Regions from separate parts of the Homo sapiens genome. Here regions 2 and 3 are each linked to region 1. A link is a loop called in an ENCODE intact Hi-C map of the cell type or tissue named here. Cell type or tissue: MCF 10A. All regions are shown on one strand. Links, peaks and the distances in the headings refer to the core of each region. The heading gives the core; the rest is flanking DNA.

Evidence for each region. Peaks named below come from ENCODE experiments on the same cell type or tissue, not always from the same donor. Only the 100,000 strongest peaks of a DNase experiment are listed, where the experiment ranks them.
Region 2: it touches region 1 in a loop (7-fold over the local background); 7 of 110 quality-filtered maps call a loop at or near these places.
Region 3: a loop joins it to region 1, with 3 times the contacts of the local background. A loop is called at or near these places in 3 of 110 quality-filtered maps.

Annotation. Positions count from the first base shown.
Region 1 is chr2:150,482,358-150,490,587 of GRCh38, reverse strand. It overlaps RND3 (Rho family GTPase 3), which reads left to right and starts at 2,921. Exons shown (of 6, transcript NM_005168.5): 1 at 2,921-3,039; 2 at 3,133-3,320; 3 at 3,807-3,894. The coding sequence starts at 3,171. In MCF 10A, for the core only: a CTCF peak has its summit at 2,793; DNase peaks (open chromatin) are centred at 2,867, 3,607, 3,957 and 4,347.
Region 2 is chr2:150,184,896-150,193,125 of GRCh38, reverse strand. All of the region lies in intron 1 of LINC01818 (long intergenic non-protein coding RNA 1818), which reads right to left. Among named protein-coding and RNA genes, the nearest start is that of LINC01818, 20 kb to the right of the region's middle. In MCF 10A, for the core only: no CTCF peak of the experiment used is centred there; a DNase peak (open chromatin) is centred at 1,605.
Region 3 is chr2:150,582,508-150,590,737 of GRCh38, reverse strand. No RefSeq gene overlaps it. Among named protein-coding and RNA genes, the nearest start is that of LINC01920, 14 kb to the right of the region's middle. RefSeq lists an enhancer at 3,649-3,943. In MCF 10A, for the core only: no CTCF peak of the experiment used is centred there; a DNase peak (open chromatin) is centred at 3,747.

The DNA of each region.
Region 1 (8,230 bases), core at 28-5,027:
TGACTGACTTCACATTACCCTGAGAATGAAATCCAAATTCTACAGCCAATTATTCAGCCCCTGCCTGCTTCCTTTTGCTCCCCGACCTACACTCTCCCTCCTTCAGCAGGCCCTAGTCATTCTGGCCTTTCTTCTATTCCTCAAACCTACCAAGCCCTTTCCCTCCAGCCTGTAACCTTTCCACTGTCTGTGAGCATCCTTCTGCTGGACCATGGGTCTGATCCCTACCTTACTATGCTTTAATAATGCCGTGCCATGTTTTCTATGAAGAAAAACATGGGGTGATCTTACTTCTTTATTTACTGTCTATCTCCTGCCTGGAATGTATGCTTTTTGAGAGTAGCAAACAGATCTGTCTTGTTTACTGCTCTATCTGCAGTTCCTAGAACAGTGCCTGGTTTACAGCAGATGCTGAGTAAGTAATTGTTAAACTAAATGTTAGATGAATTTTAAAATATATTAAGTATCCACTTCACACTGAACACTAGAGATTTTAAAAAGGAAAAGGAAGAATGTTTACCCTAGAGGGATTCAAATCCTGGTGACTTCAGGCAGTTGGTTTTTCTACTCTGTTATACATCCATTAAATTTTGCTCAGCAACTGGCAGATTCCTGGAAATTCAGGTCACCTGATTTCCAAAAATAGTCATCCACTATGATTCCAGATGATTCTATGGTGAAGTGATTATGCATCTTGTTTTGCCTGGGATAGACCCTGTTTACCTCTGTTGTCCAGCCACAATCATTGGTAGTGCCCCTTTTGCTCTCAAATCCCAGCTTAGATGATAAATTATGTGGTTACCCTATTCATTGATCAGCCAATTCATAAACATTCTTAATTATTTCTGTTAAAGTGATTTAACCATATAAACTACATCAATTCTGAAATATGGGAGGTCAAATCATATCTCTGGAAAGGGGTAATTTCATTAAGTTAAAAATAAGACAAAAGATAGGATGGACACAGCTCCAATTAGTGAGTCCACCAATGAAGCCAGAATTTCTCAAGACACATTCAACAGTTCTGAAAAGTGCAAATAAGATTTTACATGCAAACTATAACACAGGTCAAGGACTCTTTATTGTGCCAGAAACCATTCTGCAAACGTCACTTGCATTTCCTCATAATTACCATTATGACTCCTATTTTACAGATGATGAAATTGAGGCTCAGAGAGGCTAAATAATCCATCCAAAGTCATACAGAAAATGTGAAGTTGGGGACCCAAATACACCTCTTTGTGATCTCCTGCCCCAACTACTATGCCCATTGCTCTTTAAACAAGTAAACAAACGTGAATAATTTGATTAATGTTTCCTGTGTTAAGTAGTTTTGGGAAATGCTAGGTTAAACTATGTTAAATAGTCTGCTTTTCTCTGGGATTTTTAAATGTTTGTAACATTAGTGTGCTTGGCGAATCTTCAGTGAGTGATGTGGGTACAGTGTCGCCCTCACTAATTGGGCCATGGCACCCTTTGTGTCAGGAGGGAACTAAAGCTCAGAAGAACAAACATTGGCAAAGGCTGCTCTAGGAACCCTAGCAGGGCCAGCAACCCGCTTCTCTGTGGGTCAACCCTCCCCTTGTGTAAACACAGACCCACCGATGGAGTCTGAGTCAATGATCTTTGAGGGGGCTCCAATTTTCTCAGCCCCAAATAGGACATCATTCCTGGATCCCCTAGGCTTCAGGGGCCCTACCAGTCCACTACTTACATCAGTGCTTTTGACAACTCTTCATTGTGCCTTTTCACTTCCCATGTTAAACTTTCTGATTTGTTTGTTTTCACCTTATCTTCTCATTTACAAGCCTAGGAGTCTCCACAGGGGACCATATAAGCTGGTTTTGGCCAGTGTGCTACTACATTGTAACAATTGAAACCTCCTGAGCATTTAGGGTGCAGGAGCTGAAGATGAGAAAAAGAAAGACTTCTCATAGAAAAAGAACAAATGTGCGGGCTATTCTGGTCCTTTCTAAGATTTTTGCTTGCGGGGAAGAGTTGGAGGGCTAGGGAGATGGATGTGGAGGAGGACAGAAGAGAGGGTGGAGGGTTGTATCTGCATTTTTCAGCTAAAGATGTTTGTGCCTTCTGAGTCCAGTCTAGGGTGCTTTGATTCCGGGAAGATGGAGGCTATAGATAAAGAATTAATAGTATCAAAATCTGCCCCCCCACCAGTCCCCTCACTGCAAATGTGGGGAGGTGCAACTAAGCTGACAAGTGTTTGGGTCCCTAGCGCAGTAGGGTTGAGTTTCCAATGGCCTTTGTCACTCAGTCATGGGCATCTTCCACTTCTCTTTCTTCTCCCCTCCCACCTCCTGTACCCACCCCTCGAAACCTTTCTGCCTCCACTTGTACGACTGAAACTGACAGGTTTCAGAAGCCAGTCTACTACCGTGACCCAGGCAAGCCTGTTCTTGCATCTGGAATAAAGAGGCTGATCTATTGGTCCATGGCCTATGTACCTGATACAAACCATTAAAAAAAAAAATAGAACCACTCAACTATTCTCCACCCAAGATTTGCTTCCTATGTTTTATCACTGTCCTTTAACTTGGGTGGGAAATGTTTTTGTTTTCATAAATGCTCATGAGGCTTCTACAGATAAGCCCCTATTAAACTATATTTAAAGGGATTGTAGTTCAAATCAGTATGCACAGATACCAGTTTCCCACCTTGCCCTGTGGACTTGTCAGCAAAGCATCTTTGGGATCTTCATGTTGTCTAAGAGCCTTGGTCTAAAATAGATCCCGAATGGGCACCCTAGAGGGCGCACTGCTTACATTTTCGGCATGCAACGCCAACAGCGCTCGCTCCCAGGCTCCATAAAAGGGGAGGAGGCAGATCAGTTTCCTCCTCTCATTGAGAAAGAAGAGGATTGGAAGGCCGGGCGTATAAAGCCGCGCAGAGAGCGTGAAACAAAGCAGTCGGCTCGGAATTGGACTTGGGAGGCGCGGTGAGGAGTCAGGCTTAAAACTTGTTGGAGGGGAGTAACCAGCCTGCTCCTCTCGCTCTCCTCCTCGTCTGCGCCGCGTTTCAGAGGTTGCCCATCAGCCTTGTGATTTATTTTTATATCTGCTTTTTATAAAGAGAGAAATATATATATATATATATATTTTTTTTTTTCTTCTTAAGAGAAAATTCCTGTTCCAAGAGAAAATAAGGCAACATCAATGAAGGAGAGAAGAGCCAGCCAGAAATTATCCAGCAAATCTATCATGGATCCTAATCAGAACGTGAAATGCAAGATAGTTGTGGTGGGAGACAGTCAGTGTGGAAAAACTGCGCTGCTCCATGTCTTCGCCAAGGACTGCTTCCCCGAGGTGAGTGTGGCCGGCCGCGGCTTCCACGAGGGGGTCGGCCAGTGGGATCCCAGTCCCGAGGTGGGCCTCCCCGCTTTCATCCGTTTTCCCTTAAAAAAAAAAAAAAAGAAAAAAAAAAGTCTTTCTCGGTCCTTACTACTTTCCCCTGATTAGACTGCGGGGAAAGGGAAAGTGCGCTGGAAGCTTTTAGGGTTGGGACGCGCCTGCACATGGGCTGGTTAGCTCCTGAAACTTGTTCGTTCCTGTGTGCATAACCTGGGGTTGGGAGATTCGGGTCAGCAGATCTGTGAGAGCCGGGTGGGGTGAGTGGGGAGTAGGACAGGGGTTTCGGAAAGGGTCCATGTGCTTAGTGTGTGGTCTGATGTGTGAAGGTTTTCTTTCTTAACTGGGGAGCGGGGAGGGGAAGGGTGTTCAATGGGTGTCGTGCGTTTAAACGTAACCTCTTTGCCCTCTTTCCTTCCTCTTTTGCCCATTTTGTCTATCCAGAATTACGTTCCTACAGTGTTTGAGAATTACACGGCCAGTTTTGAAATCGACACACAAAGAATAGAGTTGAGCCTGTGGGACACTTCGGGTAAGAGTGGGAGGACCGCGTGGCGCTTGGGGCGGGTTTCCAGTCGCTGGGGGATGCGCGGCGGGTCTCGGGAAACCGCGCGCTACAAGCCGTCTGCGCCCCTCCCAAGGGATTCCCACGGTCCCTGTTGGGCGAAAATTGTATCCCTTCTGGGTGGGGGCGGCAGACGACAGCGTGGACGAGGAGATAGCAGTGGGGAGAGGAGAGCGCTGTGTGCCCGCAGGGTGACCCCGCGGTTGGAGCCACTAGTGGCCAGGCGCAGTCCGCCCGCGGAGTCGTGGTCAAGTCGCCTTGGGTCGGCCGAGGTGGCCCGATACTGTGGGGTGTTGCATGGGCGCTGCGTGCGCCTCGGCGGAACCACCCGGCTCAAGGCGGGCGCCCCTCCTAGATCTAACCTGCTGGTTGGCGGGGAGGCGGGGAGCGCCGCGGGGGTGATGGGAGGCGGGAGAAAATCCCAGAGGCGACGCGGTTACGTGCAATTGCCGCTGTTGAGGGAAAGAAACTGAGCGCAGGCAGCCGCGGCGCCCGTGACGCCTACACCCAGGAATGCGCTGGTGGCGCAGGGGCCGGGCAGCAGCTGAACCTCCTCTTCGCGCTGCCGGCCGCCCGCGGTGCCTCGGTGCCCACCTGTACCGAGCTTTTCCCTTTTTCCCCCACTCCATCCCAGTGATCACGTCCGTTTCCCCTTCACCACACCAGCCCCTCCTGACCTCTATTGCATCCCCCACTCGGCTTGCCTCCAAGGCCGCGGGCAACACTATTCGCCTTTGACCTTCCAGTCTACTTGAATTATTGGCGCCGCGGTGGGTTATATTCATGGGTCTGAGGTTCAAGGCCGGGTTATTGCTTTCCCATGCGCCCACCCACCTACCTGGCGCGCGGTGGTAGGGAGGGCTAGGTACCCTCCCGGTGGGAAGGCATCCGGCCCCCCGGCTGAGTTAGGGGTTTAGGCCAGGTCAAAGGCCGGGGAGTGGCAGGGGGGCACCATCTGAGGTCTTGGGCTGGGACATAGGCACCCGCCGCCCTAACCAGCGGTGTCTAGCGAGTTTGTTTCCAAGAAGGGTGTCGGCTATGGAAAAGCAGGACCCACTGGGAAGGCTGGGTAAAGGCCCCTGCGCTTAGGGCTGGGAATTTAGCAAGGAGCTGGGTTGCTGGCGGACCGAGCCAAATCCGGGTGAAACTGGCGAGGAGGAACGCGCAAGTGCCAACAAGCAGGTTTGCTGTTAGGCGGGGAGGCCCCGAGGTGGAGCCGCGCCCAGCGGGGAGTGGCCTCGTGGAGGTGTTTCTGTGAGCTTCCCACAGAACCGCTGGGCTTGAACCGCTGGAGCCCCCGAGGGACGCGGGGGTTCAGAGAGCAAGAGGAAGGAACCAGACTGACAGGGTCGCCAGAGGCAGTCCCAGCACAAAGGCAAGCGAGAAGTCTCGCACGAGCGAGCGCCTCTCATGGTCGGTGCCAGATGCTCCGACTGCTGCAGTGAGAAGGGCTGATTTTGTTTCCCCCTGGAGTCAGGCTCTTTCTCAGCCGTTCCAAGGGCAGCAGAATCAGGACTTTGCCGCCGTGTTTTCTGTTGGGGATGGTACACAGACTCGAAACTCTGGAGAAGGTGTTGGTAGACAGAATTCAAGTGGTTCCTTATTTCAGTAGTTCCTATCAGAATTATTTTACAGCCTGGTACTTAATGGGCTCTGATTCCCAGACATATCATGGTATGTATTTGTTATGCCTACTGGATGGCACAGCTGGTGTGGTACCGATAATAAGCACCAGTACTCCCTGCCCCAACCGGCAGCCCTGTTTGGACCTAATGCACGATAAAAATTATTTTGGCACGGGGTGGAGCAGTGTGTCTGAACCAGTCGTTGATACAAAGCTGTGTTTAGATCTTAGCTCCTGGTTACCATGGATTTCTGTGTGCAAATCCCCTATCTCCCTGGGTCTCATTTTCATCATCTGTAAAAAGAGGACACTGAGCTAGATGATGTGCAGGATCTCTCCCAGCTGTACACTTCTTGGCTTTATTACGCTGGACAGGCAGGTCTTTTTGTTTCCCAGGATGTTGGTTGGCTTCAGCTCTTAGTCTTAGGGGATCTGGCATCCCGTGCTGGGGTTTTCACAGCCTGCAAAGCAAGCCAGGTTCTGGGCAGAGCCAGGCTTCCTGGTGGATTTAGGAATGAAACCCATCTGGACAGGGAGGGGGAATGGGTGGGCTTATAGGAATGCTGGGCTATACATTTCCTATCTCAAGCTTCAAGAGTGACAGGACCACCAATGGATATTTCGGAATAGATGCCTAAAGGGCTAAATTGATTCTTTTAGGGGAGAAAAGGCACATTGTTTGATAAAGGCTAGAACATAAACCAAAATGTGGGCAGTTTGTAGTTGGAGGCTGTCCTTCGTATGTGCAGGTAAATACCACTTCAGGTATCTTCATGCATTTAATCAAAACTCTGCAGTTCGTAGACTCTGCACACATAGCACAATGCCTTGCATACAGCAGTTATCCAATAAAATCTGATGAATGAGTAAATGAGTAATGATATGCATAGTTGCCAAGGAGATGAGGTTCCCTGACATTTATTCACACTGAATTACCTGTGCACAAAGAATGGCAACTTTATAAACATTGCCTTTCATCGAATTAAAGATAATCATCTGAAATGAATTTGTAGTGAAATAATCACTTGTCTTTTTATTTAATGAAACCAAAACTTATGTATGTTTAACTAAAATATAAAGGTTTGAAAATGTGATGAAGAAAATTTTGTACTGCAAAATTATCCGGTAATGAAATCTTAGTTAGAATTTAGATTTAAACAAATGGAAAAAAGAGGCATAAGGGAATTATTTAGAATTCCATTATGTTGTTCATGAGGTGAAATGTTAGTTAGTTAAACACAGTCACCAAGCACTGCTTACTTAAATTCTAAGAATAGCCTGTTTCCATCAAAAGTGATTTGTTGTTTATATCTAGCAGGAACCATTGAATCAGCAACTAATTATTTCAAGGATCTTTAACATTTTTCCATTTAATTCCAAGCTTTTCATGGCAAATTTCTGGACAGGACTATTTTTTGGTAAATGTTTGACATTTTCTTTGCCCACTAAAACATTTATTTAGTTCAGATTGTAAAAATAATTGCATATGCCTTATGCCTCTTGATACATTTATTTTTTCCAAAGGCCATCAATATAACTCTGGAGAAAAGATCCCAGCCAAGTCTGTAAAGTTCTAAATGTCAGATAAATTGCACTTTTTATTTCCCTCCTAGAACTTTGTGAAAGAGACTTATATAGGAAAAATTGGGTGTGCCTGACTGCTCTTATATAGGGAGAGATACGGGATGAACATTGTCCTTTGAATGATATTTCCTGTCCTGTTTACCCTCCTAGCAGAAGGGCAACCATTTAGAAGACAGAAACAGTTCCTCTCTTATCTGGCCTCTTTAGTTGGACAGCTTCTCATAAGGGGTCTACTTTTGCCCCCAGCAGTCATGATCATGCATAGGCAAACTCTGCCAATTTGGATGTGAGAAAGACTACCAAGTGAAAGTAGGATATGTGAAGTCTCTTTGCACCAAGAAAAAAAAATAATTTCCTGCTTTTTAAGGCACAGTAACTTAATATTTCCTTCCTTTCTCCCTTTCTCCATCCATCTCTTCCTTTTTTCCCGCATCCACTATAAACAGGCCCTCTGTCAAGACCTTAGAGATACAGTGTTAATTAAGCATGGTCCTGCTCCTAAGAAGCAGACAGTTCAGGTGGGGTAATGGAGAAAAAGAAGCTCTTCTGGTTTAGCGTGTATTTCATTAACAACTCATGATGCACCTAATTTTGTCAGGTCCTTGAACCCCAGTGCCCTTTTCCACTTGGTTGCAATGTTTTTCCTTTGTCAGACATCCTAGGGCTTATAGATCCTCTGGATCCTCTTCAGATAGGAAACAGCTACCCCCGCACCGCCCCCCCCACCCCCGCCCATTGCACACACCAGTTAAAGCAACTACAAAAGGCATTTTGCCAGTCAATTCTTAGGGCTACAGTACTCCAGCCCCCCCAACAAAAGTAAACAAAACCTTTGTAAAAATGCTGTAGGAATCATCTAAAAGAGGGAATTTTTAAGGCCCATAACTTCTTCATTTTCCTAAAAAATATTTTTCATTATAAAATGAACATTCTTAATAGTTGCAGAAATGCTCCCATTGATTTTCAAATTTCACCCAATGAGTTTCTGCCAAACAATGGGTAATAGTTTCAATTGTGAAGTAATAAGTAAGACCAAAGTAATTCTAATATCTTGTGCTTCAAAATTGGCCACATTTGCCAAGCATAGAAGTAATT
Region 2 (8,230 bases), core at 1,345-6,344, 300 kb after region 1:
TGCTATTGCTTTCTATTTATTGCTTTTCCTTCTAGCAGTCAGGACCCTCTGCTGCAGGTCTGTGGGAGTTTGCTAGAGGTCCATTCCAGACCCTGTTTGCCTGGTTATCACCAGCGGAGGCTGCAGAACAGCAAAGATTGCTGCCCGCTTCTTCCGCTGAAAGCTTCATCGCAGAGGGGGACCCGCCAGATGCCGGCCAGAGCTCTCCTGTATGTAGTGTCTCTTGTCCCCTGCTGGGAAGCATCTCCCCATCAGGAGGCATGGGGGTCTGGGACCCATTTGAGGAGGCAGTCTGTCCCTTAGCAGAGCTTGAGTGCTGTGCTTGAAGATCAGCTGCTTTCTCCAGAGCTGGCAGGCATGAACATTTAAGTCTGCTGAAGCTGCCCACAGCCACCCCTTCCCCAGGTGCTCTGTTCCAGGGAGATGGGAGTTTTATCGGTAAGCCCTTGACTGGGGCTGCTGCCTTTCTTTCAGAGATGCCCTGCCCAGAGAGGAGGAATCTAGAGAGGTAGTCTGGCTACCAGGGCTTTGAGCGCTGTGGCGGGCTCCGCCCAGTTCGAGCTTCCCAGGCACTTTGTTTACACTGTGAGGGGAAAACCCCGTACTCAAGCCTCAGCAATGGTGGACACCCCTTCCCCAACCAAGCTCGAGAGTCCCAGGTTGACTTCAGACTGCTGTGCTGGCAGCAAGAATTTCAAACCAGTGGATCTTAGCTTATTGGGCTCCATGGGGGTTGGATCCGCTGTGCAAGAGCACTCAGCTCCCTGGCTTCATCCCCTTTTCCAGGTGAGTTAATGGTTCTGTCTCACTGACATTCCAGGAAAGCCTACTTTTTGGATATATGTCCTCTAATCTATTTAGAAGGGACTCGTCCCTTTGCTTAAGGCCTGGTGGGATTTCCTCTGGGTGAAGTTTAATGGGAGTAGTCTATGAGAAGCTTGTGAGTTTTCATCAGCAACCATCTGGCCCAGAAAGTCTATAAAAACTATATGTCTTCCTTTTGCTGAGATACTTACCTGAGTGTCCCTACAGAAGACCAATTATGGGTTGTAGGCAAAATCTGTCTTTGTACCCTCCCATCACCAAATAAATTATTCCATGTCTGATCCTCACGGCTACTTGAACTGATTCCCACTTTCTCGAAAAGACTGAAAGAAAGCAATAAAGGGAATGCTTAAATTTTTTGAGCACTGTATTTGATAAGGAAAAAAAGATGTAGGAAATCATTTGACCCACTTCCATCTCTCCTTACTCTTGTGAAATTTTATGTCTCTAAGATGTAAAGAAGATAAATGGTCAATCTCTAATAAAGGAAGCATTCCTAATTTTCCAAGAACTATTCTGTTTGTGTTGTTTCCTCTAGTGCATTGTTAAAGTTTTCCTCCACTGCTTTTCCAGTTAATGATTTTGAGGACAATATCCCTTCCATTGATCTCTAGTTTGATAGACAGCAGAATGAAGTTGTGTCTTCTCACTATTGCCTCTTGAACAGAGAGAAGGAAAAGGGAAAAAAAAATTCCATCTTCAATGAAGACAGGAAATGGCTATGACCACATACCACAAAATTATTAGAATAACTTGCCAAGTCTTGCGAGACAATACCAAGGACAGACGCACATTCTGTAGAATTCTGGCAATGTTTCAGCAACAGCAGACATTGCTGTTTGTCTAATGGAAAATGGAAAACTAGTTTTTTGCCCATTCCCTCCTCAGGCTTTATTCTTCGTCGGCAGAGCCTTGGTTTTTGTGAGTATGAGGTGGTCACAAACTTCAGAGACTAATTATGATTAGTTGTAGCCCCCGATCATGATTTGTCCTGGTTTGAGAATGAGAAGTGACACAATTCTGGAAAATGTATGCAACAGTGTGCTTCTGGGAAACATTTTCTCATTTTAAAAAGGGACACAGGGGCCAGGCACGGTGGCTCACGCCTATAATCTCAGCACTTTTGGAAGCTGAGGCAAGTGGATCACCTGAGGTCAGGAGTTTGAGGCCCGCCTGGCCAGCATGGTGAAACCCCATCTCTACTAAAATTAGCCAGGCGTGGTGGTGTGTGCCTGTAGTCCCAGCTACTCAGGAAGCTGAGGCAGGAGAATTGCTTGAACTCGGGAGGCAGAGATTGCAGTGAGCCGAGATTGCACCACTGCACTCCAGCCTGGGTGACAGAATGAGACTCCATCTCAAAAAAAAAGGGACACAAATAAGGTTAAGCCTCTTTAGGGCCTCTGAATAGCATTATCTGCATGTAAGGCTTGGAAATATGGCACCTGGGACCGCAAAGGGAGCCAGCCTAAGGGGAAAGTGAGTGTGCCCATTTTGGCAGTCAGAAAAGATGCAGAGGATTTGAGTGTTTCATAAGGTCTCTGTTCCACTGAATAATCACCCTGAAAATGCTTTTCTCATCATTCTTCAACATGCAAGATAATGCATGTCCTAGTGGTTTCAGCCTTCTTACTCATAGTGAAAATCATCCTAATATAGCAGGGTCCTCAAACAGTAGGGCTATCTCTGATGGATCCAACACTCCTTTACTATTATAATGACAAAATCTAGGGGTGAAGATTATCTGTGGAAGCACCCTTTAACCCTGGTTCTTAAAACATAATGGAGACATTGTGGGAAAGGGTTGGCTATACATCTATTTGAGCATTAATAGATAATAATCTATTCAGATGTAGTATTAACAATAAGCAAATGTAGGAGTCATTTAGATCACAAGAGAAATATTTAAAAATGTTGAGAATTTCAAAATAACAATATAATTAACATACTCTTGAAGGTGAAATGTGATAGAAATATAACTAGGTTAAATTTCTGATTTTTCACACTGGAAGTTGATTGATACTGTTTAAAGTAGGCAAATCAAGCAGCAAATGTTTAAATGTATTATTTGAAGATACATACGTATATGTATATATATGTATTATTTTAAGAGATCTGTAAGAAAAATTTAAATTGAGAACATAATAACCAAAATCAAGAGATGAAGTAGAGAAGAAAAGTGGGAGAAAATACGAATGTTCCAGTTCATTCACTGTTTAAAAGGGACAATTCATATACACTCTGTAAAAATGAAAGAAATAAGAAGCATTATTGTTACAATTTGTAAACATCAACACTACAGGATCTAAAAACAGAGAATGTACTCTCCAAGCTACTGGTTGGGAAACATAACCAAAACAAAACATGGAGACAGATCATATATAAAAATTAGACAATTTACAAAGCAGCAATGACAAATCATATAAGAACTAAGAACAAGCCTATCTGTCATGTCAGTAAATGTAAATAAGATGAACTCAAGTTTTAAAAGAAAGAGACTCTCAGATTGGGAGGAAAGCCTCAAGACCTGAGGGGGTTAATGAGGTGCTGACAAGGTATAAGTGGGGAGAGTAACCCATCTGTCCCCAGTTTTAAGCTGCACTTGTTTTTTTTTTTTCCCAAGTAGCGCTGCTTGTGTTTAGAATTTCACGAAGTCTTTTATGAAAACATTTTTCTTCGGCTTAAGGCTCTGAACCTTTCTGTTGATAATAAAATTCTATTTCAAGCTGGATTAGAGAGCTGCTATGCCATCCTCTCTACTGCTTTGACATTTCCAATCTTTCTCCTGGTGAATACAAACATTCCTTTCCTTTTCTTGCACCCTCAAAGAAGAGTTTCTGTACTCATCAAGTCAGAAGCTATCAACTACCTACCCTATTCAAGAACGTTAAGACCTCGTTTTTAACATTGGTCAGTTGAGATACCCTGTGATTCTAGTATCACAAGAATTCTTCCACATTAATTGAACAACCATTTGCTATCATGAACCAATTGCTGGCATTGCAAAGCTAAAGAAGTCTCAACACCACAGGCTGCATGTTATAGGCTATGAGCTTTATGATTAGGTTCAGAAAATAACAAATATATGCCATCAATATGGAAATGAATGCCACTGCAGTCAGATGGACACATCAGCTTCCATGTTTCAACAGACTTGAGTGGGTGAGTTCGTTAAAATAGCACATGCTTCTAAAGAGTAAATCAGGTTGACTGACTACAAAAAATCTTTAAAACCTCAGTGTGTATATTTTTAAACTGTTACATCATGGATAGGCAGGTCAAACTCCATTGCTGTTTAAAAGAGCAGTTTTCCACCTCAGTGGAAAAGACACCTGGATGATGCAAATAGGTATGGGGTATGTTGCAATTTGTTAGCTATGACAGTTAGTGTGTGAAAGTTTGAGAATGATTTACTGAAAAAAAACAACAAATTCAAGGTTATCTACATAACATCACACTCGTGAGTATTTTGATATGCATTATTGAGCTTGAAATAAAGGGATTTAAGTATAATTACTCCTCAGAGAATCCCAAATAAATCTGTGTATACCCACGGGAATATGTATAAACCATTGGCTTAAATGCTGATGGTTGAAGAACAACCTAAAAGAAGAACTTGCAAAGGTGCTGAAAATAAATAGTATAGGGAGATTAGAAAAATAAACTGAGAGCCTGCCCCCAAAATGCTTGTATTTCCCTAGCAAGTCTAAAGTAGCTACGATTTTTTTTTTGAAAGAAAATAAACACCTGGGAAAACCACCAAGAACAATGTGTAAATCCCCTTCCTTTGTTTGTCCAAGGAACTACACTGAGCCACCCGAAGAAGCATAAAATCTGTGGAATTTTTGTTCCCTAGGAGGTGGAATACAAAACCCTGAATAAGCTAGGATTGCCGTCTTTCATAACCAACTATAATTTTATTGATTTCCACGTGTTATCCAAGTCTTATTAAGAGAGATGAGAAGTCTGCCAAAGCAAATAGAAAGATGCACATACTGCCATCTGAGTTTTATGTTACGTGGGCTACACCTATTGATGGAATTTAAAATTGGAGGTTGCCAAGAAGCCAGAAGGAAAGTGCAGGGTGATTTATGTTCTCAAAACACAGATAATACTCTATATTAAAAATTTCTACTTTTTTCCATGGAACTGCGTTCATCTTTTGGTAATAATATACAATACATTTTTCAATGCAAAATAATGATTTTTATCATTGAAGATCATTATCTATCAATTATCATTGTAGATGGCTAAATGTGGTCAGTCCTTGACTTATGCTTTTCTTCCCCCATAAATTCCAGTGAAATAGTTTAGATTTTATTAAAGTTACCTTTCAGGATTTATATAGAAAATAGTCAAGACTTTTTTAAAAAGCTACAATTATTTAACATTTCATTGAAAAAATCAAAATTTCAACAGACAATAAAGTGGAATCATTTATTTTTGCATATCCTTTGATATTTCCTGAAGATTAAGGGTCTATATTTATAGGAATCCTCTATAAACCAGTCTTAACTAATGATTACTCAGCTTCTGTCATGCTAGTTCTGTCTACTCCTTTTACTCACGTATTTGCTATATAGTAGAAATCATATTTTCATATAAAGGATCTTAGATACTTTAAATCATGGATCTTGATTCTCTTTGACATTTTCTTTCTTAGTCTAAATATTTAGAGGTCCTAAAAGGTCCTCTATTTTTGAAAATGTGGACACTGTTTCACCTTTCAGTTTTAGGGATGTTTTATTTCTGGATCATGGTGATTGCCTTTTTTTTTTTTTTCTAAAAGAGATGAAAAACAATTTCAAGATTGAATGCTTAAATTTAGCTCAGTTTCTATAATTAAAAGTGATAAAGGAATTATAGAATCTCACCAATATTTTGCTGAGGAATAAGACAAAGAGATTCAACCAAAAATGATTAAAAGTAGTGATTGGCAAAAACAAATAAATCACGTTTATATTTGTTTCGCTTGGGACTGAACTCGTAGTAGTTAACAGATATCCCTATAAATAAGGGCTTAAACTCAAAGGTATTGTTTGGCTTAAGAGGTAAAACGTTGTTAAGGATTGTGTTAGTTCACTTTTACACTGCTATAAAGGAATACCCAAGGCTGGGTAATTTGTAAAGGAAAGAGGTTTAATTGACTCACAGTTCCACATGGCTGGGGAGGCCTCAGGAAACTTACAATCAAGGCAGAAGGGGAAGCATGCACCTTCTTCACAAAGCAGCAGGAGAGAGAAAGAGTGTATATAGGAGGAAATGTCAAACACTTACAAAACCATCAGATCTCATGAGAACTCACTTACTATCATGAAAACAGCATGGGGAAAACTGCCCCCTTGATTCAATCACCCTCCACCAGGTCTCTCCCTCAACACTTGAGGATTACAATTCAAGATGAGATTTGGGTGGGAACGCAAAGCCTAACCATATCAAGGATAAGTATTGCAGGGCTGGTATGACACCTCAAAACTGTGATTAAAGACACAGACTTCTAGTGTCTTCCTGCTCTGCCTTCCACAACTTGTAGGTTTTGATTCTGTGGCTGAAAGGCTTTTTGCACGTCTAAGGTACAGAATCTATCCTCCAGGAAGGAAGAAGGGCACAGTACAAAAGGCAAAAGATCAAATGGAACATGGCTGGAAGACTCCCTTTGCAAAACTTCCCCAGAGGTCCTGCTGATGGACTTCTGCTCATACCTCATTGGCCAGAACTGGGTCACATGACCATGTCAAGTATAAGCAATCTGAGAAACTGAATCCATCCCTTTAACTTAGCACAATGGTGTGGTGCTCTAAGGTTCTCTTGGTAAGGAGGGAAGGGAATGATAATCAACAGTACCTGCCACAATACCTACAGCATTGAAAGCCTTCAATAAGCTGGTAACATACATGCATACATACATGAATCAAAACACAAATATTGCTAATTTTATTTGTATATTTCATTGAAAGGTGCTGTTTTCACCATCCATCCATTTATATAATATTTAAAATATCAGTAATAATTACATGTATTTTTAAAACTTATAAGCAAACATATAGTTACTTATTTCATATTTTTGTGTTGATAGCCTACACGAGGATTTTGTTTTAAAATATTAAATGAAATACTTCAATATAAGTATCAATCAAGTGAAAGGGAAAAATAATGGATGAGTTATTCTTAATTTCCATATCCTTTTATGAAGTTGTACAAAAGTGTGGAAAACAAGAGCATCAGCTGATTCAATTAAACCTAAATAATAATAATGGCCACTATTGATTGAGTCCTGTATGTGACAGAAACTTTAGATATTTTAATTAACTTACCCTCACAGCCCTTTAAAGAGTCAAGATTTTTCACTCCATATTCTAGATGAGGAACTTGCGGCAGAGAATGATTAAGTCAGTTGTCTAAAGTTATACAATTAAATAGCAGAGCTAGGATTTAAACTCAGGCTTTTTGGACACAGAGACCACACTTAACCACTATGCCACAATGATTAAATCCAAAATGTTATAGCGTTTATTTACCAACTCTTTGCATGCTTTGTGACAAATAAGTGTATATTAGTAGAGACTAAAATAAATAATTTTTAAAGTGTGTAAGGATCCAGCCTTCCATTTCCAGGGCATATTTGTTTTATCCGGGTTGTCAAAGTAGCATCTAAGATAGACAGAACATTGTCTGAAGAATAAAATGAAATTTAAACAGGATGAATATTATATTCCTGCATTTATGTTCAAATATCATGGCAGAAATATATGGAAAAAAGTCTGATACAATGCATTTATAAAATACTTCTAGTATTTGCCTAAAATAACATACATGCAAGTGCTTTCAATATTTCAGTTGCTATATAAGTGATATATATTTTTAATAAACTTCAATCACTGTAAATCTAACAGGCTCATGCTTACCATGTAGATGGGAAGAGAGAAAATGATGAGGTTGTTTTAGCAAGAAAAATAGAGACTCCATAAATTTGTTGAGAAACTACTTTGTTCCAGACACTTGCTGGGAATGCAAAGATCACAAGACGCAATCTCTGTCTTTAAAGTATGCAGAGATTAATGGGACAGAAACAATTAACAGATAATTTCAAAAGCCTAAGAACTGTGATCAAGATAATCACAGTCTTATGGGGTCACAGATAAGCCTGTACGCCAAACTGAGGGAAGTAGAGACAGTTTTATGACTGTCCAATGGTTTATTTCACATTTTGAACACTGGGTTAGAGTCAGGCAGAGGAGGGGGAGGTGGATGGGTGCTCCAGGGACAGACGGCATTAAGCAAGGCCTGTGGAGATGTCGTAGCAGTTCCAAGTTGATTGACAATAATGGAGGGGAATGGGGTGACGAGGGCACAGGAAGTAAAGGAAGAGCCTCGTCAAAGTGCTTAATGCTTTATACTGTTGGGGATA
Region 3 (8,230 bases), core at 1,345-6,344, 99 kb before region 1:
GCATCAGAATACATACAAACATCATACATACATCAATATACCTGTAATTTTCAATCATTTCATGTTTTACTTCTTGAAATCCTGATCTATTTGGTTTCTTATCTCCTAGGGTTTAACCTCTAAAACTAGTTGACAAAAATTATAATGAACAGAAATAATTTTTAACAGGTAGATAAAAATAGGTCTTAATTCAAATCAGAGAGTTTTGGAAAAGTCAATAAATTTTTAACATGCTCTCAGTATATCCAAATATTTTGAAAAGTGAGTTCTTTGGAAGTTGCCATAGCAGCAGGTATTTGAGACTAGAAATATCTTTGAGTTTATATGTTATGTTGGTGTCAAAATTGTCTTATTATAGAAAGTGTCACAGATTTTCCATTCAGCATTACTTGGTAACAGTCACGGCAGGTAAGAAAAATCTGAGGAAAGTACCAAGGAAGGCAACTGCTAATACTTCCTTGTTTAACTTAGCCTTTCTAGGCAATTTAAGAAAGAATGAAATACATTACCCAGTGCATATTTCATTCATTCAGTGTAACTCTATTTTTTTAATAACGATATTCAGCACATATCAATAACTAGGTGTATTTATCTGCCAAAGACACACATTATGCTTCACATAATACTTTCAATTTTACTAGGCTAGTTTTGTAAACAGAAGATGATTACTTATTCAACAAAGATCAGACAAAGTAAAATAGCAGAAATGTTAGATGTTACCTCTGTGGTGACATCCAGGGATTCCCCTTCAGGGTGGATTAACTTTACATAGGAATCTAAAATAATTATGACTACACATGCTGAAGAATGAAATGTTCCCATCAGGCAATGATTACGACCAGCATCAAGATAGAATTTCAGCAGGCAATCAGAAATCACCAATTATGCAGAGTATATGCAAGAGATAATGTTGTTGGTGCATAAAAAAGCAGGAATGAATAACTGGATAAGATTTTTAAAGGGAGCAGATGGACTCATTTTGGCTCCTGACAGTTGACTTGTGCGTACTGTATGCACCTGACCCATGGTAACAGCCAACTACCCACACTCATTTGCAAAATGCTCTTCAACCACAATGATAGAAAACAAAGCAGAACAATTCTTGTTCAAACAGAATCTATTTCTTCTATACTTTATCTACCCAAGCCCTTTACTTTTCCCAAAAGCACGAATTTCTAATTTACATTTCAATGATGCATGTAACAATTACTTTATGTGTTTGCCAGCATGTTTTTTGAGATGCTTGTTATCCCACCACAACAGGAGCCACCATTATCTAAGATTTTTCTTGCTGGTTATTCTCTCTCTCTCTTTTATTTTTTTTGAGACGGATTCTCACTCTGCCACCCAAGCTGGAGTGCAGTGGTGCGATCTCAGCACACTGCAACCTCTGCCGCCTGGGTTCAAGCGATTCTCCTCCCTCAGCCTCTGGAGTTCCAGAGTAGCTGGGATTACAGGTGCCTGCCACCATGCCCAGCTAATTTTTTTTATTTTTATTTTTTTTTAGTGGAGATGGGGTTTCACCATCTTGGCCAGGCTAGTCTTGAACTCCTAACCTCGTGATCCACCCACCTCAGCCTCCCAAAATGCTGGGATTACAAGCGTGAGCCACTGCTCCCAACCTGGTTATTCTTAGTGAACCTTTACAGCTTTCTGCTATCAAGGATGGATTGAAGTTTGCAGATTTGGGGCAAGTTTCCATAACACAGAAACAAGAAGGGACATTAGTTTTTATGTAGTTCACGTTTCCACCTTTGAGATGTGAGATAAAGTACATAGAATCAAATACCTTGTCAACAACTAATTCGTGGCAAGGTCAAAACCAGAATGCAGGTGTCCCTAAAACATAGAAGCATAAACCACAATAATTTATTTCTCATAATGTTGTGAGGTGATTGGCTGACTTTTCTGCTGGTTTCACCTGGGCTTACCTGTATGGTTGCATTTAGCTAGAATGTTATCCTGGCCAGAAGGAACAAGATGGCTTCACTCGTCTTGCTGGCTGGGGCACATAGGCTCTCTTTGCAATGGGCTCTTGTCCTCAGGGGGGCTGGGCCAGCTCCCTTTACATGGCAGTCTCAGTCGGTGTTGCAAGAGAGCAAAAGCAAAAGTTGTAAGAACCCTTAAAACCTGGCCAGAACTGGCACTGCCACTCTTGTCCCATTCTGTTGGTGAAAGCTGGCCATATAGACAGATCAGATAAGAGAAGGAGAAATGGATTTCACTTCTTGATGGGAAGAATAGCAAAGAAACATTGCAAAGGAGCATGGTAGAAATCTCCCTAGGTTGTTTGTAAATGCTTTTCTATGTTCGGTCAACAATCTCAACGAGGAAGGACTACATTTCTGTGTCAGCCCAGCCTCTTCATCATTTGCGTCATTGTTGCTGTTGCAGCAAATGGGTTCATCCTAGTTTTTCTGCAAACACTTGGCCAACAGCCAATTTGTAGGGAAATTTATCTGATTTTGGTTGTTTGGCTTTATATAACAGTGAAAACTTTTAAACCATCTAGTAAAAAATAACTAGGTTCTCTTTTAAAATTAACTTGATTTGTAACCTAATACATTTTACAAAGTAATAAAACCTTGAGAAAGCCTTTTCCTGCTCTTAAGTCGAATCCTTAAAGTTTGATTAGTTTCCAACTGAAAGCTGTCGGGTTGAGCAAAATGCCTGTGCTTACAGTTTATGAGAGATGCCATTTGGTAACCTGAAGGTGGCAGATGCAAAGGCCAAAAGTGGAGAATGGTAGTGCGGCCAGGGTCGGGGGCCCCCAGCTGCTTTTTTGATGGGCTTTTTGTCAAAGTCTCTCCTCTAAGGAACGTGACTCCATGCAAGTGGCTGTAGGTCTCAGAATAAATATTTCATTAGTCGTGATGGTTTTGAAAACTTAAAGCTGTGAAGGACACATTGGAATCTCTCTGATTTATGATAAAGCTGAAGGAAATTTGATCATTCCAGTCCTGCCATATGTAGCTGTGAGAAATGTGCAAATGAATTGAACTAGCAAACCCCACAGATTTTGTTTCTTGATTACAAAAAAAAGTCTTAAGTCAGATCAGCTAACAGGCAATTTGAAACAGGGACTTAGCAAGGCAGCTGTTTTAGATGAAATTCCTTTCAGATGCTTCTTTCTCCCTTCCCCCGTCCATATTTTTCTTGCAAGGACTTAGAGCAGCTTATCTTCCAAAATTATTTTGGTGCTGCCTATCAGTGATTAAAAAAAAAAATAAAAGCCTGGCATAGTTCTGTAGGTGCATATGTTACTCCTCTATCAGTTTGCTCTTTGAGAGTGGGTGTTTTACCCATCCTAGTATGCCCACCAATCTTATTCTCTGCACATAATAATTCTTTATATGGTACATATAAGGCATTTAGCACAGAAGCTCAATAAAATGTACAAATCTTTTGAGTATATTATTAAATTTAATTATCATAAATATCTAGAGAGAAAGAGAAGTTAAATGACTTGCCAAACTTTATACAGGAGTTAGATGGCTAAACCAATTTGAACCCAGGGCTCCTGAGTTGTATCTAGGTTCTTTTTCTGTTACAACATGTTTGACATTTCATAATAGGTGCTCAGTAAATATTTATGGAATGAATGAATCCTCATTGTGATTGTCTTTGTTACCAGGCAATGCAGCTTAGTCAACAGAGCATATTTTAGAATCTAAAATTTAGATCAGCACGTCTGTTCTAAAACACAGTGATTCTTTGACTCTTGTCTTCGGTGACCCATGAACAGACCAGACTGGCCAAAAAGGAAGGAAGTGATTCATCGGGTCATTTGGACAAGGACTTCATTTCCCAATATGACAAGTCTTTCAACCCTTGCCCACAGTGATAGGAGCTTGGAGGTAATCAGGCTCAATGAACTGAATTTTCTTTTCTCTGTGGCATAGGTTCACATTCCTTTATCCAAAACTCTTAGATGAAAATTCAAAATATTTTAGATGTTAGAAAGGAAATACAGTGTATATTCTAAATATTCTGCATATACAGGCCTGAGGGTGCACCACACAATAAATATATTAAAATTTATACAGTGAAATAAATATTCTTAGTAGAATAAAGTCTATAAATAGCCTCACATCAGATTAAGGCAGATTTTGCCACTCAAAGAGCTTTGGAGCCAAAATTGCAAAAACATTTACAGTTTCAGAATTTTCAATTTTGGAATTGTGTATAAGAGATTGTAGACTTGAATTCTGGTGATAAGACGAGTCTCATAGAAATATGGGAAAAACTTTCTCTTGAGTGACATTTAAACATTTGGAAAGCAAACAAATGGACACACCGCTTCTCTTCTCTTCTCTGTCTGTGCCAATAAAAGAAAAAAGGCAAGAATTCTTTTCTAGACGGAAGATGTACCTGTATAATGTGCATTTCTCCACTGTCTCAATTTAAATATCCTTCCTTTATAGAGAAAAGCAGTCATGTTGCACCTTTTTAATGCCCATTTGAGTAAGTCCTGTAAGTCACGAGTTCCAGAGAAATCTACATTTCATTTTTATTGCATGTGAACCAAATATCTTACCTGACACGTGTCAAATGTATAAACACAATCTTCAGTTAAGTTTTTCTTTGTCTCTGTGCTTGTTCAGTAACCAAGGGCCTAATAAATGTTACTGGTTTTTTGGCCCAGTGCTGTCAGATTCCCTTAAGTCAGGCCCAATGCAGAAAAAGATCAATGTAGAATCAGTACAAATGCTGTAGGTTGGAGCATCCATCAGTTCAACCAGGAAGAAGGGAGTGGGGTGGGATGTTGTAAAATCATTACTCTTCACAAATTCTACCTCTTGAAATCAGAATCCAAATTTCCTCCATGTCATTTTCAAAGTTCAAAGAGAGTTATTTTCTTAAATTGCACTTCATTCTTTTTAGGAACATCTGTCCCGCTTGTTTCATCTTGTGTGTAAATGAGCTACAATAGCAAAAATTTCTGTCATCTTTGTCACTGATCTGGAATGAAAGTTACCAGAGAGTCTCTTGAGAAATGTGGTGGAGGTAATTGTGAACCCTACAAAAATGTGAGTCCTACATTGCATTTGTTAACCAAAAATCCTGGAAAATGGATATTTTCCTAATATCATCTCTAATAACCAAAATGTCTCTGCATAAATCACATATATAAGGAAGGTGCTTACACTTTCTAGAGTAATAACATTAATAAGAAATCAACTTCAGATAAAGAATAAAATAGCTATTTATGTGGCAAGGTATCTGAGATCTCAGATTATGAAAGTTAGCAAAATAAGATTAAGTCATCCAGGAAAAAGAAGAAAGAATCTACCAGTATGTTGGTCTCTTCTCACGCTGCTATAAATAACTGCCCAAGACTGGGTGATTTATAAAGAAAAAAGTTGTCTAATTGTCTCAGTTCCACATGGCTGGGGAGGTCTCAAGAAACTTATAATCATAGCAGAAGACACCTCTTCACAGGGTGGCAGGAGAGAGAATGAGTGCCCAGCAAACGGGAAAGCCCCTTACAAAACCATCAGATCTCGTGAGAACTCACTCACTATCACGAGAGCAGTATGGGGGAACCACCCCCATGGTTCAATTATCTCCACCTGGTCCAGCCCTTGACACCTGGGGATTATTACAATTCAAGGTGAGATTTGGATGGGGACACAGACCCAAACCATATCAACCAGTTATCTATTACATTTCTAGTTTGAGCTCCCTAATTCTTCTTTCAACTTTTATCCTTCTCTATAATGAGCAGCTAAAGTGACTGTTTACTATGAGAAGTTAGAGCATATTAATCCTCTACATAAAACTGTTTAGTACCTTCCCATTTCACTTTGGAAATATCCAAAATTTTTAGCAAACCCACAAGGCTCTATGAACTGGCCTGGGACTAGCTCTGAAGGTAGGCATGACCTACACCCCTGTTGACCATGCTGTCAACATACTGATCTTCCTCCAGCATTTTCAAAGTGCCACTTTCTTTCTTGCAGAGCTTTTACATGTGCTGTCTAAAATGCCCTATTCCAACTTGCTGGCCTTCAGGTTTCAAATTAAATATCATATCTTCAAGGAGTTTTCCCCTGGTGACGTAGATTTGATTTCAGATACTTACTCGTAAAATCTGGGCCTCATAAAATCTGTGCCTGTCTTTGAAAGAATCCCCAAATACTTTTCATTATGTGATTATTGGTATAATTTTGAATTCATTGCCTATTTTCCTACAAGCTTCTGATTTCTTTCAGGCCTGAAATTGCACCTGTTTACTCTTTACTCCATTCCCAGTGCCTGGAAAACCTCCTTGAACATGCAAAGCATCCATGAATACTTAAATGAGATGTGACTTTTATCATATATATCTTTTCTTATTGAAGAGTCCCTCACTTGTGAAGGGAGTCACTTGCCTTGTGCCTCCTGAACAGTTTCTCATAGAGGCGGAATGAACATAGTCATATTTCCCTAGGCAGTTGATGTGAGAACTGAAGGCAGCGGTTCATGATTCATGGGGAAAGGCCCAGGTGAGGATTGAGGCCACCCAATTCTCCAGGCTCTCCCCACCCACTTCAGCGTTTGTCAATTCACACTTCTCATTTGTCAAATGTGAAAATAATGCCTCCCCAACTCCTCACAAAATTATATCAGAAGTAGGCTGGGTGCAGTGGCTCACGCCTGTAATCCCAGCACTTTGGGAGGCCAAGGCAGGCAGATCATGAGGTCAGGAGATCGACACCATCCTGGCTAACACGGTGAAACCCCCGTCTCTACTGAAAATACAAAAAAAAAAAAAAAAATTAGTCGGGCATGGCTGCATGTGCCTGTAGTCCCAGCTACTTGGGAGGCTGAGGCAGAAGAATGGCATGAACCCAGGGGTGGAGCTTGCAGTGAGCTGAGATTGCACCACTGCACTCCAGCCTGGGCGACAGAGCAAGACTCCGTCTCAAAAAAAAAAAAAAAAAAAAATTAGAAGCAAGGAGATGAAGATGAAGGTTGTGTGAAACATGCTATATAATTTAACTATAGTAAATTCCTTTTTTTAACTTTTATTTTAGGTTTGAGGGTGCATATAAAGGTGTGTTACATAGGTCAACATATGTCCTGGGGGTTTTTTATACAGATTATTTCATCACTCAGGTGTTAAGCCTAGTACCCAATAGTATCTTTTCTGCTGCTCCCCCTCCTCCACCCTCCCCTCTCAAGTAGATCTGAGTGTCTGTTGTTTCCTTTTTTGTGTCCATGAGTTCTTATCATTTAGCTCCCACTTATAAGTGAGAACATGCAGTTTTGGTTTTGTGTTCTTGTGTTAGTTTGCTAAGGATAATAGCCTCCAGCTCCATTCATGTTCCAGCAAAAGATATGATCTCGTTCTCTTTTATGGGTGCATAATATTCCATGGTGTATATGTGCCACATTTTTTAATCCAATCTGTCATTGATGGGCATTTAGGTGGATTCCATATCTTTGCTATCATGAATAGTGCTGCAGTGAACATTCACATGCATGTGTCTTTATGGTAGAACAATTTATATTCCTCTGGGCACATATCAAGTAATGGGATTGCTAGGTTGAATGGCAGTTCTGCTTCTATCTCTTTGAGGAATCACCATACTGTTTTCCACAATGGTTGAACCAATTTACACTCCCACCAACTGTGTATAAGTGTTCCATTTTCTCCACTACCTTTCCAGCATCTGTTATTTTTTGACTTCTTAATAAGAGCTATTCCGACTGGTGAGAGATGGTATCTCATTGTGGTTTTGATTTGCATTTCTCTAATGATCAGTGATATTGAGCTTTATTCCTATGCTTGTTGGCCACATGTATGTCTTCTTTTGAGAAATGTCTGTTCATGCCCTTTGCCCACTTTCTAATGGGGTTGTTTTTCTCATGCTCCCACATACTTCTGTAATCTAAACCAAGCTGTACCAAAGGGAAAGAGATGTAGTTTTCCAAATACACCTCCAAATGATAAGAGTATTATAATAAATAAATAACAGAGATTCCTTGAATTATATGTTAGCTTTCTGGAAAACAGAAGACAACATTGATCTGAAATGCCTGGATCTGAAGAGTAGAAGTTCTTATTAGACGAGGAAAACAGTTACACCTGAGTAGTTACGTAGGCAAAGTAGTCTGTACCAAATATATTACCATGTACCTCATTAAGTAACTGCTAGCAAGATAGTGCTAACCCACAAAAGCAGATGAAAACACTAAAAAATGATAATGGGGATTTAATCTGGAAGTAGACTTGATGCACTTG